Linked DNA regions of Homo sapiens: regions 1, 2, 3 and 4 are each linked to region 5. The links are chromatin contacts, found by Hi-C or POLR2A ChIA-PET in ENCODE. All regions are on one chromosome and are shown on one strand. The core of a region is the stretch at or near the end of the contact, and the rest is flanking DNA. Distances in the headings are between cores, read along the strand shown.

The links. A loop is a pair of places that touch in the nucleus more often than their neighbours do. ChIA-PET counts read pairs that join two places held with the same protein, here RNA polymerase II (POLR2A). Pooled maps may share reads with other maps.
Region 1: a pooled map shows a loop between it and region 5 (2.5-fold over the local background). The contact joins the promoter of ARPC1B here to the promoter of MBLAC1 in region 5. A Hi-C loop is called at or near these places in 5 of 50 pooled maps. POLR2A ChIA-PET finds 5 or more read pairs at or near these places in 3 of 52 experiments (GM10248, HEK293T and activated CD4-positive, alpha-beta T cell).
Region 2: a loop to region 5 is called in a pooled map, with 5 times the contacts of the local background. The contact joins the promoter of ZKSCAN5 here to the promoter of MBLAC1 in region 5. A Hi-C loop is called at or near these places in 8 of 50 pooled maps. POLR2A ChIA-PET finds 5 or more read pairs at or near these places in 3 of 52 experiments (H1, activated CD4-positive, alpha-beta T cell and activated T-cell).
Region 3: a pooled map shows a loop between it and region 5 (2.7-fold over the local background). The contact joins the promoter of FAM200A here to the promoter of MBLAC1 in region 5. A Hi-C loop is called at or near these places in 7 of 50 pooled maps.
Region 4: a map of CD14-positive monocyte shows a loop between it and region 5 (3-fold over the local background). The contact joins the promoter of GNB2 here to the promoter of MBLAC1 in region 5. A Hi-C loop is called at or near these places in 2 of 168 maps with a recorded cell type or tissue (CD14-positive monocyte and naive thymus-derived CD4-positive, alpha-beta T cell), 5 of 37 single-sample maps with no recorded cell type and 13 of 50 pooled maps.

Annotation. Positions count from the first base shown.
Region 1 is chr7:99,373,475-99,376,174 of GRCh38, forward strand. ARPC1B (actin related protein 2/3 complex subunit 1B) reads left to right here and starts at 1,256. Exons shown (of 10, transcript NM_005720.4): 1 at 1,256-1,307. RefSeq lists an enhancer at 1-336 and silencers at 637-1,516, 1,527-2,166.
Region 2 is chr7:99,503,323-99,506,022 of GRCh38, forward strand. It overlaps ZKSCAN5 (zinc finger with KRAB and SCAN domains 5), which reads left to right and starts at 1,340. Exons shown (of 7, transcript NM_145102.4): 1 at 1,340-1,411; 2 at 2,683-2,700. RefSeq lists enhancers at 927-976, 1,367-1,546, 1,927-2,006.
Region 3 is chr7:99,550,729-99,553,463 of GRCh38, forward strand. FAM200A (family with sequence similarity 200 member A) reads right to left here and starts at 1,386. Exons shown (of 2, transcript NM_145111.4): 1 at 1,126-1,386. It overlaps LOC105375422 (a long non-coding RNA gene), which reads left to right and starts at 1,437. Exons shown (of 3, transcript XR_927801.4): 1 at 1,437-1,756. RefSeq lists an enhancer at 943-1,132.
Region 4 is chr7:100,672,272-100,674,989 of GRCh38, forward strand. GNB2 (G protein subunit beta 2) reads left to right here and starts at 1,469. Exons shown (of 10, transcript NM_005273.4): 1 at 1,469-1,652. RefSeq lists silencers at 999-1,128, 1,139-1,218, 1,469-1,648 and enhancers at 2,079-2,288, 2,489-2,568.
Region 5 is chr7:100,125,689-100,128,388 of GRCh38, forward strand. It overlaps MBLAC1 (metallo-beta-lactamase domain containing 1), which reads left to right and starts at 1,279. Exons shown (of 2, transcript NM_203397.3): 1 at 1,279-1,376; 2 at 1,680-2,700. The coding sequence starts at 1,708. The coding sequence ends at 2,508. It also overlaps a transcript of TAF6 not described here. RefSeq lists enhancers at 1-518, 1,229-1,298 and silencers at 1,499-1,618, 1,709-2,188.

The DNA.
Region 1 (2,700 bases), core at 6-2,505, 750 kb before region 5:
TCTGTTGCCAGGCTGGCGTGCAGGGGCCCCATCTTGGCTCACTGCAGCCTCTGCCCCCGGGGTTCAAGCAATTCTCGTGCCTCAGCCTCCCGAGTAGCTGGGATTACAGCAGCGCTCCATCACGCCATGGGGCTCCTTGCAGCTAATTTTTTTTTTTTTTGAAACAGAGTCTCACTCTGTCGCCCAGGCTGGAGTGTAATGGCGCGATCTCGGCTCACTGCAACCTCTGCCTCCTAGATTCAAGCGATTCTTCTACCTCAGCCTCCCGAGTAGCTGGGATTACAGGCATGCGCCACCACGCCTGGCTAATTTTTGTATTGTTTAGTAGAGACGAGGTTTCACCGTGATAGCCAGGATGGTCTCGATCTGAGCTCGTGATCCTCCCGCCTCGGCCTCCCAAAGTGCTGAGATTACAGGCGTGAGCCACCGCGACCGGCCGAGGTAAGGTTTTCACTGGGGTCTCTTCCATCTGCCTGGCCGCCAGGCCACGTATCCACTGAAGAGGCAGAGGGTCAGGATGGGAAGACTCCGGGGACCACCTAGCCCAAGACCCGCAATCAGGCGGCTCTGCAAGGCTAACCGGGTAACTTAAAGAAGTGAAGCCGATTGACGTAAAACAGAAAGGAAAGAAGTTAACTGGCCGGCCAGCGTCAGCAGGGGCGGCCAGTGTCACCCTGCCCGGGGACAGCACCCCTGTTTCGTGGCGAGGACACGGAGGGCCAAGGGGGCGGGGCCGGGCTGCCCTGGCCACGCCCGGACCGCCTGCTCCCCGCCCAGGGCCTGCACAGTTGGCGCCCACCGGCATCAGCGTGAAGGGAGCTCCTCGCTGGCTGCCGACGGGGCTGCAGGGCTCGCTAGCCGCTCACCTGCGTGTGAGCGCGGAGCCCGCAGTACCCGCCGTCCGGGCTCAGAGGACGTGACTCCCCGACCCTGCGCCCGGCAGTCCCCGGGGGCCGTGCGCCCGGCCCAGGCTCGGAGGTCCAGCCCAGCGGCGGCTCAGGCTGCGCGCCTGGCTCCCAGCCTCAGTTTCCCCATTGGTAAAGCATTGACGGTGGTTGCGGACGGCTTCTGCGGACAGAGCCTTGGGCTCCGACGTCTGCGCGGGTACCGGCAGCACCCCCACCCCGAAGGGAGGGCGGGACCTGGATCTCGCGACCGCTGCCCCAGGTCCCCGCCCCCGGGCCCTACCGGGCTGAGGTCGGCAGGCCCCGCCCCCCGCCCACGAGGAAGTGGCTGCTGCTCCGGCGCGGAGCCCAGAGCCGGTTCGGCGCGTCGACTGCCCAGAGTCCGCGGCCGGGGCGCGGGAGGTGAGGGCCGTGGGGGCGCCCGGAGGTGGGGGTCAGGGGAGCCACCTGGAGGTGGGGGGGCGCGTAGATGTGGGGCGCCGCCTGGGAGTGAGCGGGACTGGAGGGATGAGAGGGGGTGCAAGGAGGGGACCGGGGGGCGCCTGGAAGTGAGGACGCATAGATGTGGGGCGCCGCCCAATAGGGGCACGGGGATGAGTGGGGGCACATGGAGAGGAGGGGGCGCGGGGACGAGGGGCTCACGGAAAGGAGAGGGAGCCCTGGGATTGGAGGGGGCGCGGGGGTGGCCGCAGGGCCAGACTGTGGAAACGCGGGCTCCCAGCGCACCGGGCGCCCTCGGGGCGTCCCCAGCCCCCGGCCCCAAGCTTCCGCCTCGTGCCTTCCGCCCCTGCTCCCCGGCCCCCATCCCCAGCCTTGCCCCGCGGTCGGTCGGTGTAGCCCCGTTACTTCGGGCCGGCGGGGCCCCACACCCAGTCACTTCCCCTCCATCCCCGGAGCCTTCCGGGTTGCAGCCGCCGGGAAATGAGCTGGCGTCTCCTGCCGCCCCGCCCCTGCCCTCCTGGCCGCTCCCGCTGCTCCCACCCGCCTCCCCCGGGCCAGGTCCGAGGGGTCCCGTACGGGGCGGGCCTGGCTGGCGGGGTCCCGGAACGCACCCCCTCAGCTGCAGGGCTCCGCGGCCAGGGCAGATCCGAGCAGCCCCTCCCTTTCCGGAGGCGCTGGGAGAGCAGCCAGGCCGCCTAGGGCGGGGCGGGGCCGGGCTGCACCCGCGGGCAGTGAAGGGATCAGGAGTGCAAGCCTGGGGAGTCAGACCTCCCCCTGCCTCCTCTGCCAATGCAGCCCGGAGGCTACCACCACCCATCCCGGCCGGGCGCGGTGGCTCACACATAGAATCCTAGCATTTTGAGAGGCCCAGGCGGGAGGATCGCTTGAGGCCAGGAGTTGGAGGCCAGCATGGACAGCATTGCGAGACCCTTTCTCTATTAAAATAAATAAATAAAATGTAGCCAGGCGCTGTGGCTCATGCCTGTAATCCCAACACTTTGGGAGTCGAGGTGGACGGATCACTTGAGGTCAGGAGTTCGAGACTAGCCTGACCGACATGGTGAAACCCTGTCTCTACTAAAAATACAAAAATTACCCAGGCATGGTGGCACGCACCTGTAATCCCAGCTACTCAGGAGGCTGAGGCAGGAGAATTGCTTGAACCCGGGAGGCAGAGGTTGCAGTGAGCCGAGATCACGCCATTGCACTCCAGCCTGGGCAACAGAGCAAGACTCCGTCTCAAAAAAAAAAAAAAAAGCCACGTAACATGCCTGTAATCCCAGCTACTTAGGAGGATGAGGCAAGAGAATTGCTTGAACCTGCCTTGGCAGTGAGCCAAGACTGTACCACTGCA
Region 2 (2,700 bases), core at 90-2,589, 620 kb before region 5:
TGCCCATCTGGAACAACTTTCATAGACATTAAACAACTTTATACGAGCAACAAAATTAAGCCATAGGTGCAAAATTCTATACCAACTCACTAACACACAAAATACGGGCATTGCAAACATTCACCGGGGGTTTGGTCCTAGATAGGAAGCTACTTAAAATGCAAGATTTTGGGCTCCCTGAAAAGAGACCTTTAACTTCTAAATATCTTCTCATCTTTTTGCAGATGCTGCAATTTCACAGCAGTTCCTTCCTTCGCGCCTGTAAAACAGTGGCAACAGTAACTCTTCTCCTGCCTGCCCATCAACTTTGTAAACTGCGCGGGGCGTAGGGGGAGGGGAGGGCTGGGGCCTGGAAACTATAAAGCACCATATGAAAAGGAGAGCACTGGGAGGTCGATGCGGGCGCATCACCTGAGGTCAGGAGTTCGAGACCAGCCTGGCCAACATGGGGAAACCCCGTCTCTACTAAAAATACAAAATAAGCCGGGCGTGGTGAGTGTGCCTGTAATCCCAGCTACTCGAAAGGCTGAGGCAGGAGAATTGCCCGAACCTGGGAGCAGAGGTTACAGTGAGCCGAGATCGTGCCATTGCACTCCAGCCTGGGGGACAACGAGACTCCGTCTCAAAAAACAAAACAAAACAAAACAAAAACGGGAGATTATTACTAAGAGATGGGGTCTCACTATGTTGCCCAGGCTGGAGTGCAATGGTGCGATCCCGGCTCACTGCATCCTCAGCCTCCCGGGTCCAAGTGATTCTCCTGCCTCAGCCTCCCAAGTGGCTGAGATTACAGGCTCGCGCCACCACGCCCAGCTAAGTTTTTGTATTTTTAGTAGAGACGGGGTTTCACCATGTTGGCCAGGCTGGTCTCGAACTCCTGGCCTCAGGTGATCCACCCACCTCGGCCTCCCAAAGTGCTGGCATTACAGGTGTGAGTCACCGAGCCCGGCCAAGGGAGGGTATTTCTAATAGACAGGGGTCTCGCTATGTTGCCCGAGCTGGTCTCGAACTCTTGGGCTCAAGCGATCCTGCTTCTTCAGCCTGTCCACTAGCTAGGCTTACAAGCGTGGGACCCCGCGCCTGGCTGAAGAGAGGTATCATTAAGGACGAGACCCCCTTGGCCAGGGAAGCCCTGCGTAAGCAACGCCCCTCTCTTCAAAGGGATGCCCCGCTCCCTCCGCCCACTCCCAGCCTTCCAGCCTTGGCTCCCGAGGACACGACTCCGGGCCCTGCCACCTTCTGATAGGCTCGCGAGACCGAGGCTGCAAAGAGAGCCGCCCCCCATTGGCCAACCGGCGAGTCCCGCGCGCCACCTCCTGGGAGATGTAGTTCCGGGAACAGCTGGCCCCTGCGACTCGCGGGTGTGACGTTGAAGATGTCGGCCTTCTGAGCCGACTGCGGTGGTCAAGAGGTGGGTTTGTTTGGAAAGTGGGTGGTGAGAGTAGCGAGGATGCGGGTGAAGAAAACCTAAGGGCCCCAAATTCAACATAAGCGAGGTTTGCGGGCTGTCAGCAAGGTACAGACCTACTTCAAATCGGGGCGCAGAGCGTTGGGGGTGGGGGAAGGCGCAAGCTCCCCGGCCAATCAGACACGAGCAACCTCAGCCCAACTCTGGAGGCCCCGCCCCCTTCCCCGCCCCACGGAAAGGGGAGGAGCTTGGGCTGTTTGAATGGCTTTGGGATGGAGCAGGGGAGAGAGTGGCTCCGTTTGCCTCCCCGCTTTGGTGATGCTGTGCGAGCGGCTTCGGGGGCCCTGGAGACGTCCGAGTCACTGAGGGTGGGCTGGGACTCGGGGCCCGCGTCCCATCTCCCCGCCGATTGGTCCGCCCCCCGTGCGAGGTGAGGTCCTCCGGGATTCCTAGAGAGGACGCGGAAGTGCTTTCGGGGGGGGGTGGGATCTAACGGTTTAACCCCGTTGGACAGGGCAAGATTGGACTTGGTTACTTCCGGCGAGGAAGTGTTGGGGAGTGTCGGCTTCGGTTTCTCTCCGTGGGAAGAACCGCATCTTCCCAGCCTCGGCTGCGGGGAGCTTGATGTTCCAGGAGAGCTCCCCTAGAGTGGGGCCTTGAGGGGAGGGGGCAGGGGCTTCGTGACTGGACGGGGGTCCTGTCCCTAACCTTGACCGGGCCACAGTCTCTGTATCTCGGGGTCAGGGGCCATTCTGAGGAATCCAGGTCCAGATCTGTACCTTATAAACGCTGCTTCTCTTTGGGACCGATGGAGTCTCCCCTTGGCCTGTCAAGCTCTTGTAGCTTAGAGAACAGGCTCAGTTTTGACCATTATAATGATTTTCACCCTTATTCCGACTTAAGTTCGTCTTATGGTAGAGAGAAAGAGCGGCTGCGTCTGGACTAGTTAGTCTCGTCCCGTTATTTATATGGAATGTAAAGTTCTTCACTCTAAAACTGTGTTTTAGGTTGGGCCTGATGTCAGATTTGTATGGCTCTCTTTTACACTTTTAAAATGTTGGGGTTATTCCTTATTATCATTTTGTGGGTGAAGTGATGGCTACCTTGTAGTACCTATTTTTAAGTAAATTACTTTGTTGAGTGGTCGTCTTTAGTATAGATGACCTCTTTGCCATCTGTCTTTGCTAATAATGATGCCCAATACATCAGTAGGTTGCATGCTACTGAAAGTGTCCTTCAGAAGATATTAAAGAGCAGAAAAACAATTGTTTCAGTGTAACACAGCCAGCCTC
Region 3 (2,735 bases), core at 136-2,635, 570 kb before region 5:
GCATAGATACCTCCCACAACTGAAAACCCCCCATGTCCGAAATTGCTCATTTAAAACCCTTCCTGGCAGGGCGTGGTGGCTGACCCCTGTAATTGCAGCACTTTGGGAGGCCGAGGCGGGCGGATCACCTGAGGTCAGGAGTTCATTTTCCCAGCCTGGCCAACATGGCGAAACCCCGTCTCTACTAAAAGTACAAAAATTAGCCGGGCATGGTGGCAGGCGCCTGTAATTCCAGCTACTCAGGAAGCTGAGGCAGGAGAAGCTTGAACTCGGGCGCTGGAGGTTGCAGTGAGCCGAGATCGCACCACTGCACTCCAGCCTGGGCGACTCTGTCTCAAAAACAAAAAAACCAACCAAAGAAACAAAAAGACCCCTTCCTAAAGTCTTGAAAGGAAAGGGTGAAGTGTAAATGAGCTTTTCCTATTATATCCAAATCACTTCTTTATTCAGTAGGCTTCAAACATTCTCTTTTTTTGTTTTTGAGACAGAGTCTCACTCTCTCTCTCTGTCTCCCAGGCTGGAGTGCAGTGACGCGATCCTGGCTCACTGCAACCTCCGCCTCCCGGGTTCAAGCGATTCCCCTGCCTCAGCCTCCCAAGCAGCTGGGATTACAGGCGTGTGCCGCCACGTCTAATTTTCTGTATTTCTAGTAGAGACAGGGTTTCTCTAGGTTGGCAAGGCTGATCTCAGAACTCCTGGCCTCAAACGATTCGCCTGCCTAGGCTTCCCAAAGTGCTGGGATTATGGGCGTGAGCCACTGCGCCCGGCCTTCACTCTAATCACCACCATAATGGTACTGGGTTTGAGGGTGAACATATCATCCGCGGACACTGGCTTAACGAGCCCATCCGAATAAAACAAATTATAAGGCCAATGGCACTTGGTATCGTGTAAGATCGCCAGAATTTTACAACTCGGGGTACCCAGGAAACCAGAAAAGCCCCCACCACAAGAAAAACCAGTGGGCACAACTGGGGAGCACAGATATCTGACTGGGGTCATTTTGTCCGCGCGTCTTTGGGGTAAAACACCAGGACTGGGGGTCCAGAAGGGACACGCAGACCGCCTCTCTCCAGTCCCAGGGGTGTCTCCAATCCGGAAACCAAAACTTCGTTCCCTTCCCACCTGTATCCAGGGACACCTCTGCTGGGGGACAGCGCTTGCCACCGCCGAGGCTGGCGCGAGGAACGGGGGCACGGACCCGCTTCCACTCCGTCCCGGGCGGTCGTGGCGAGGGGATTGCAGGACACAGCCATGCACGTCCAACTCTGTCCCCGCCCGGAGAAGTCTGGGATGCTGGGATAGAAGGGGTTGTGACTTTGGGGACCAGGAGCACTAGACTCACATCCAAGCCCCCTGGCCTTCAGAGCCCAGGGAAAGCGTCACAAAAGCCGGAAGTGCGTCACACCCGCCTTCCGGAGCTGCGCTCCGCTTCGGGGTCCTCTCTAGGATCGCGGGAGGACTTTGCATCCCTGTGTAGGGCTCTAATCTCGGGTTTGGGGATCTTGCTCCTCAGCTTGTCCGCTCCGAGGAGGTGCACAGGGCGGGGAAAAAGGGATGAATTTCCCTTTATACCGCCCTGCTCAGATATTTATATGTTCCTTCTATTTTTCTTGATGACAATAATTGTAATAGTTACAATAAAAATAGTGATTGTCTGTGGCAGAGGAGCTGAATGAAACGAGGGTGGAGACAGGAAGATCAAGAATAAATGGTTTCACAAATCGAAGGGATTGTCTCTTGAGACGCTGATTATGTACGTATTGCCAGTTGAATGGGCAGTATTTTCAAATACTTGATCTATAGGCAACAGACGTTCTTTCCAACACTAGATAGTTATAAAATTCTGAGTTTGCCTTATGTTTCCAGGGAGTTTTCAGATTAGCAACGGTGAAATAAGTTGAATTTGAGGCGTTTTTGCTGTCCAAGTGTTATTGTAATAATTAGGGCTTCTATGATTAGATCAAGAATAACTTCACCTTTTATAAAACAGTAACTGAGACCTTGAATGGCTGGGGCATGACTCTAAAAGTTCTGGGCAAGTCTGTGGTACAGCCCAATAAGATAAAAGCCTACAAAAGGAACGGCTACCTGATACAGAGCCTATGATTACGTGGTATCCCGAATTACCTTCTAGACCCTCACTAATGCTCCATTCCTTAGGGGGTTTGATCTTGCTATGGTTGCCATTTTCTACCTACCCACGAGTCTTCTCAATAATCCACTTAAGTGCATCTTTGCTCCATATATATATATACACACATATATATACACACACATATATATACACATATATATACATGTATATATATATACACACACATATATATATATACACACACATATATATATATATATATATATATATATATTTTTTTTTTTTTTTTTTTCCTCCTAGGGCACCGTCAAATCCAATCTTTGCTCCTTTATCACTGGCTGGCTTTCTAACCTACAGTCCTCCGTGATGACATCATAGTCTCAACTTATTCCTCCAGATACATCCTCATATTTCCTTCCAGGGTTCCAAGTCATCGCTAAGAGTCATTACATTGCTACACACTGTATTTTTCTTCTTTGTCTAAAGTCTCTCCTCCCCACCCGTCCCCATTCCTACACTGAAGTGCCTAAAGGGTCCAGGAAGGCAGATTACTGAATGCAGTTGACTGGGTATATGATTTTGTATTTATGTTGTGTGTGTGGCAGGAATTGTAGGCATCTCTATAACGACTCCTTTC
Region 4 (2,718 bases), core at 219-2,718, 550 kb after region 5:
CACTATTAGAAAATGGGGAGAAGGCTGGGCGCGGTGGCTCACGCCTGTAATCCCAGCACTTTGGGAGGCCGAGACGGGCACATCACCTGAGGTCAGGAGTTTGAGACCAGCCTGGCCGACATGGTGAAACCTCGTCTCTACTAAAAATACAAAAAAAAATTAGCTGGGCATGGTGGCGGGCGCCTGTAATCCCACCTACTCCAGAGGCTGAGGCAGGAGAATCGCCTGAACCCAGGAGGCGGAGGTTGCAGTGAGCCGAGATCATGCCACTGCACTTCAGCCTGGGCGACAGAGTGAGACCCTGTCTCCAAAAAAAAAAAAAAGAAAAGAAAAGAAAATGGGGAGAATGTTAGCACTTAATTTCCCAGTATTGTGAGACTTAACATATGTCAGCCTGGGCAGCATAGCAAGACCCCACCTCTACCAAAAATTTAAAAATTAGCTGGGCATGGTGGCTGGGGCACGCCTGTGGTCCCAGGTACTAGGGAGGCTGAGGCAGGAAGATCACTTGAGCCGAGGAGATTGAGGTGGCAGTGACCTACAATCGCGTCACTGTACTCCAATTAAAAAATAAGTGTCGGGCCAGGCGCGGTGGCTCACGCCTGTAATCCCAGCACTTTGGGAGGCCGAGACAGGCAGATCACGAGGTCAGGAGATGGAGACCATCCTGGCTAACACCGTGAAACCCCGTCTCTACTAAAAATACAAAAAATTAGCCGGGTGTGGTGGCACACGCCTGTAGTCCCAGCTACTCAGGAGGCTGAGGCAGGAGAATCGCTTGCACCCGGGCGGCGGAGGTTGCAGTGAGTTGAGATAGCACTCCAGCCTGGGCGACAGAGAGAGACTCCGTCTCAAAAAAAAAAAGTGTGGCTCTCAATAAATGAGTTGTTATTTCAGTGGCAAGCCCTGAAAGGGGGTCTACAAAGGCCCAGTGGGCGAGGCTGAGGAAATGCCTGGACACGACCCTTCTCATGGCATTCCCGGGGCGCCCGCATCAGCCCCTACCCACTCCCGCTCGGGGACTTTCTCGGAATCGCGCTTCTTCTTCCAGCAGCCTCGAGGCCGGCCCCGTCCAGGTCTCTTTAGCTCCGCCCCCTGGTGAGGGGCGTGGCCTCCTCAGGGCCGGGGCGTGGCCCAACCGGGAACTGGGGCGTCGAACTCCCCTTCCCAGTCTGGAGCCACCCATTCCAGGCGGGGCGGGAGGCTGATCACGTGACCAGCGAGCGGTCTCACCCTCCTCATATGCCAGTACCACCTCCTCCAGTCCCAGAGGGGGGATGTCTTACTCCTTTCCGTGAAGCAAACCCTTTGAGTACGGTTTGCGTCCACAAAGCGTAGGGTGAGAACCTTGGGAGCGACTGGGCCCGTCTTTGCTCCCTCGGTGGGGTTTTGTCTCCTGGCTTCCCCCAAGTGCGAGGCAGTTGGTCTCGCCCAGCCGGGTCCTGGGCGCGGCGGCGGCAGCCGCGTCACTGGCGGGCGGGATCCCTCCGCTCTGGGGAGGCAGCGCTGGCGGCGGGGCTGGGGCCACTGAGGAAATCCATCCGCGCCGCCGCCGCCGCCGCCGCCGCCGCCGCCGCCGCCTCCGCCGCGGAGGAAGACAGCGCCGCCCGCGCACCGCCAGCGACCTCCGCCGCAGAGTCCCACCGCCACAGGTACCTTCGCTGGCAAAAGGAGTCCTCTCGCCCCCCAGCCCCAATTTCCCCCAGGGGAACCTCTCTTCCTTCGGTCTCCCGGGGCTGGCCTCCTGGGAGCGGACGTAACTCCCCAGACCTCCGCTCCCTTCCCCTCTTGCCCGGTCGCTCCCAAACCCGGAAGGGGAACTGGGGAACCCTCGCCCCCCACCGTGCGTGCGCTTCCCCGCACCATCAGCGAAGTTTTTGCCCGACCCCAGACCCCAGCCCAGCCCCGACTGCCTCTTGCTCCCTCGGAAGTTGGGGGGCTAAATTCCGGGCTTCCTCTAGGCCCCGCCCCGCCCCCTTTCCCCACCGCCACCCTCCCGCCTGCCCCCGGGGAGCACCCCTCGTGTCCTCCACTGTCGCACCCCTGCCGGCCCTCGCCTTGCACAACTCCAAAATCGGGGAGAAGCAGGCAAGGCCGCGCGCCACCCTTCCTTTCGTCTCCACCCTACCCACGATTTGGGTGCTGCCCGTGGTTTCTGGCCCCACTCGCCGAAACTGGAGCCCTCGGCGCCCTATTCCCTTTACAGATCCTCACCCCAAGCCCAGCTCCCAGGCGCCCGCCCCCCGCCCAGCTTTCTTTTAGGCAAAATGGAGGTCGTAGGGGCTGGAGGGCCAGGCCCACTGCGCTTCGCAGCGCCGCACCAGCCCGCGCCTTCCAGCTGCCAGATCCAGGGACCCTCCCGTCACTCTCCTGAGCCCCGCCAGACCTGCGGAGGCGGTTGCACCCTCATTTCTCTATGGAGCGCCGGCTGCTATATCCCTAGAGTCTGGGGGCTGCTGAGGGCCCTGGGGGGTGATGGGGACCGAGGGCTGAGAACGTCGCCCCCGCCCCCAGTTTCTTCCTCCAGCCGTGCTTCCTTCTGCCCTGGGCCTCCGGCGGTGCCGCCAGGCCTGGGCTGCTAGTAGGTGGAAGAGGCTTTGTGCGGGCCTGGGGGTTGGGTAGAGTAAGGAGTTCTGCCCGCACCCCCCATCCCCCGATTTTGAGGGTCACCCCTTGGCACTGGCGTAGAAAGCTGAACTTACAAGGAGGGGAAATGTC
Region 5 (2,700 bases), core at 29-2,528:
CCTGTAGTCCCAGTTACTGCAGAGGTGGAGATGGGAGGATCACTTGAGTCCAAAAGGTCAAGACCAGCCTGGAGGCTGGGCGCAGTGACTCACACCTGTAATCCTAGCACTTTGGGAGGCCGAGGCAGGCGGATCACCTGAGTGTAGGAGTTCGAGAGCAGCCTGGCCAACATGGAGAAACCTCGTCTCTACCAAAAATACAAAAATTAGCCGGGCGGCTGGGCGCGGTGACTCACGCCTGTAATCCCAGCACTTTGGGAGGCCAAGGCGGGTGGATAACAAGATTAGGAGATCGAGACCATCCTGGCTAATACGGTGAAAGCCCGTCTCTACTAAAAATACAAAAAATTAGCCGGGTGTGGTGGCAGGCGCCTGCAGTCCCAGCTACTCGGGAGGCTGAGGCAGAAGAATGGCGGGAACCCGGGAGGCGGAGCTGGCAGTGAGCCAAGATCGTGCCACTGCACTCCAGCCTGGGTGATAGAGCGAGACTCCGTCTCAAAAAAAAAAGCCACGCATGGTGGTGGGCGCCTGTAATCCCAGTTACTCGGGAGGCTGAGACAGGAGAATCGCTTGAACCCAGGAGGCGGAGGTTGCAGTGAGCTGAGATCACGCCACTGCACTCTAGCCTGGGCGACAGAACAAGACTCCGTCTCAAAAAAAACCAAAAAAAATTTAGAGGGGCGTGCACGCCTGTATTCCCAGCACTCCAGGAGGCTGAAGCAGGAGGATCGCTAGAACCAGGGGTTCAAGACTGGGGCGAGCTATGATGGTGCCCCTGCACTCTAGCCTGGGCGACAGGGCGAGACTGTCTCAAAAGAAAAAAAGACCAGGCGCGGTGGCTCACACCTGTAATCCTAGCACTTCAGGAGACCAAGACTGGAGGATCGCTGGAGCCCAGGAGTTCCAGACCAGTCCTGGCAACAGAACTAGACCGTGTCTCCAAAAAAAAAGAGAAAGAAAAAATAGAAACCTTAGCTGGGCTTGGTGGTGCGCATCTGTGGTCCCAGATACTCGGGACGCTGAGGCGGGAGGATCACATGAGCCCAGGAGGTTGAGGCTGCAGTGAGGTATGATCGCGCCACTGCACTCCTGCCTGGGCAACTGAGCATGAACCCTCCTCAAAGCTAATGGCGCTTCAAAATTCTGCAGTGCAAAGAAGTTGCTGGGGTTGCGGAGCGGAGAACCGCCAGGAGGCTGGAGCCCAGCCAGGCAGCCTCCTCGGGCACACGGTGAAGGCGCCGGAACTACAGCTACCTCCGCGGCGCCGCTTCGGCCGCCATATCTGGGTACACGGGAACCGCAGAGGACAAACTCTCACCCGCGTTTTCGATTTCTGCGCTTTCTTCGAGTGAGGCAAGACCTAGCAGAGGCCCAAGGTAGAGCGCGGCTAGGATTCGATGGAGGGAAACATAAAGGATAGCCTTTGGAGGGTGACGGGCAAGGACGTACGTACCGCGAACGGAATGGGGCGGGGGCCGAGGACGCCGAGGGAGGGGCGGGCCCAAGTGTGAAGGGAGTCTGGGCGATACCATTTTGGGCAGGGGTTGAGGGTGATACCAACTTAATGGGAGGCGGGTGGCAGAGAACCGAGGCTTAGGGGCAGTGGCGGGGCCGAGCGCGGGTGGGGGATCGCGGAGGGACAGGACGGTCGCCCACTGCTCCATTTCCTTTCTCCCCAGCCCGTCCCTCCCTGCCAGGAGCAGCCTCATGCGGACCGAGCCGCTGTGCGGGGCATCCCCTCTGCTGGTGCCCGGCGACCCCTACTCTGTGGTGGTTCTGCTGCAGGGCTACGCGGAGCCAGAGGGTGTGGGCGATGCCGTGCGCGCCGACGGCTCCGTGACCCTGGTCCTACCCCAGACCCGGGGCCCGGCCTCCAGCCACCGAGAGTCCCCGCGCGGGAGTGGCGGCGCAGAGGCCGCCCTGGAGGAGGCGGCCCGTGGCCCCATCCTGGTGGACACCGGGGGCCCCTGGGCTCGGGAGGCGCTGCTGGGGGCGCTGGCGGGGCAGGGCGTGGCCCCGGGAGACGTGACGCTAGTGGTGGGGACCCACGGGCACTCGGATCACATCGGGAACTTGGGGCTGTTCCCAGGCGCGGCTCTGCTGGTCTCGCACGACTTCTGCCTTCCCGGAGGCCGCTACCTGCCCCACGGGCTGGGTGAGGGGCAGCCCCTGCGCCTGGGCCCGGGGCTCGAGGTGTGGGCCACGCCGGGCCACGGGGGCCAGCGCGACGTGAGCGTGGTGGTGGCCGGCACGGCTCTGGGCACCGTGGTGGTGGCGGGAGATGTGTTTGAGCGAGATGGGGACGAGGATTCGTGGCAGGCACTGAGTGAAGACCCCGCAGCCCAGGAGCGGAGCCGGAAGAGGGTCCTGGTCGTTGCCGACGTGGTCGTACCTGGTCACGGGCCCCCCTTTCGAGTGTTAAGGGAAGCCTCGCAGCCCGAGACGGAGGGTGGAGGGAACAGCCAGCAGGAGCCGGTGGTCGGAGACGAGGAGCCCGCCCTGCACTAATCAGCCTCGAGAGGGACTGCACTCTTGTCAGGGAAGCCCTAACAGCGAAGAGCTGCTGGAGACAGAGTCAGAGCAGTCAAGGGTGGGAGCTTCCAGCCCTTCCAGGAGGCCAGTTTTCTAGTGAAGACAGAGTGCACCTGACACTGCCATCACATCGTCAGTATCACTGCCTGTCTCTGCCACCAAACTAAG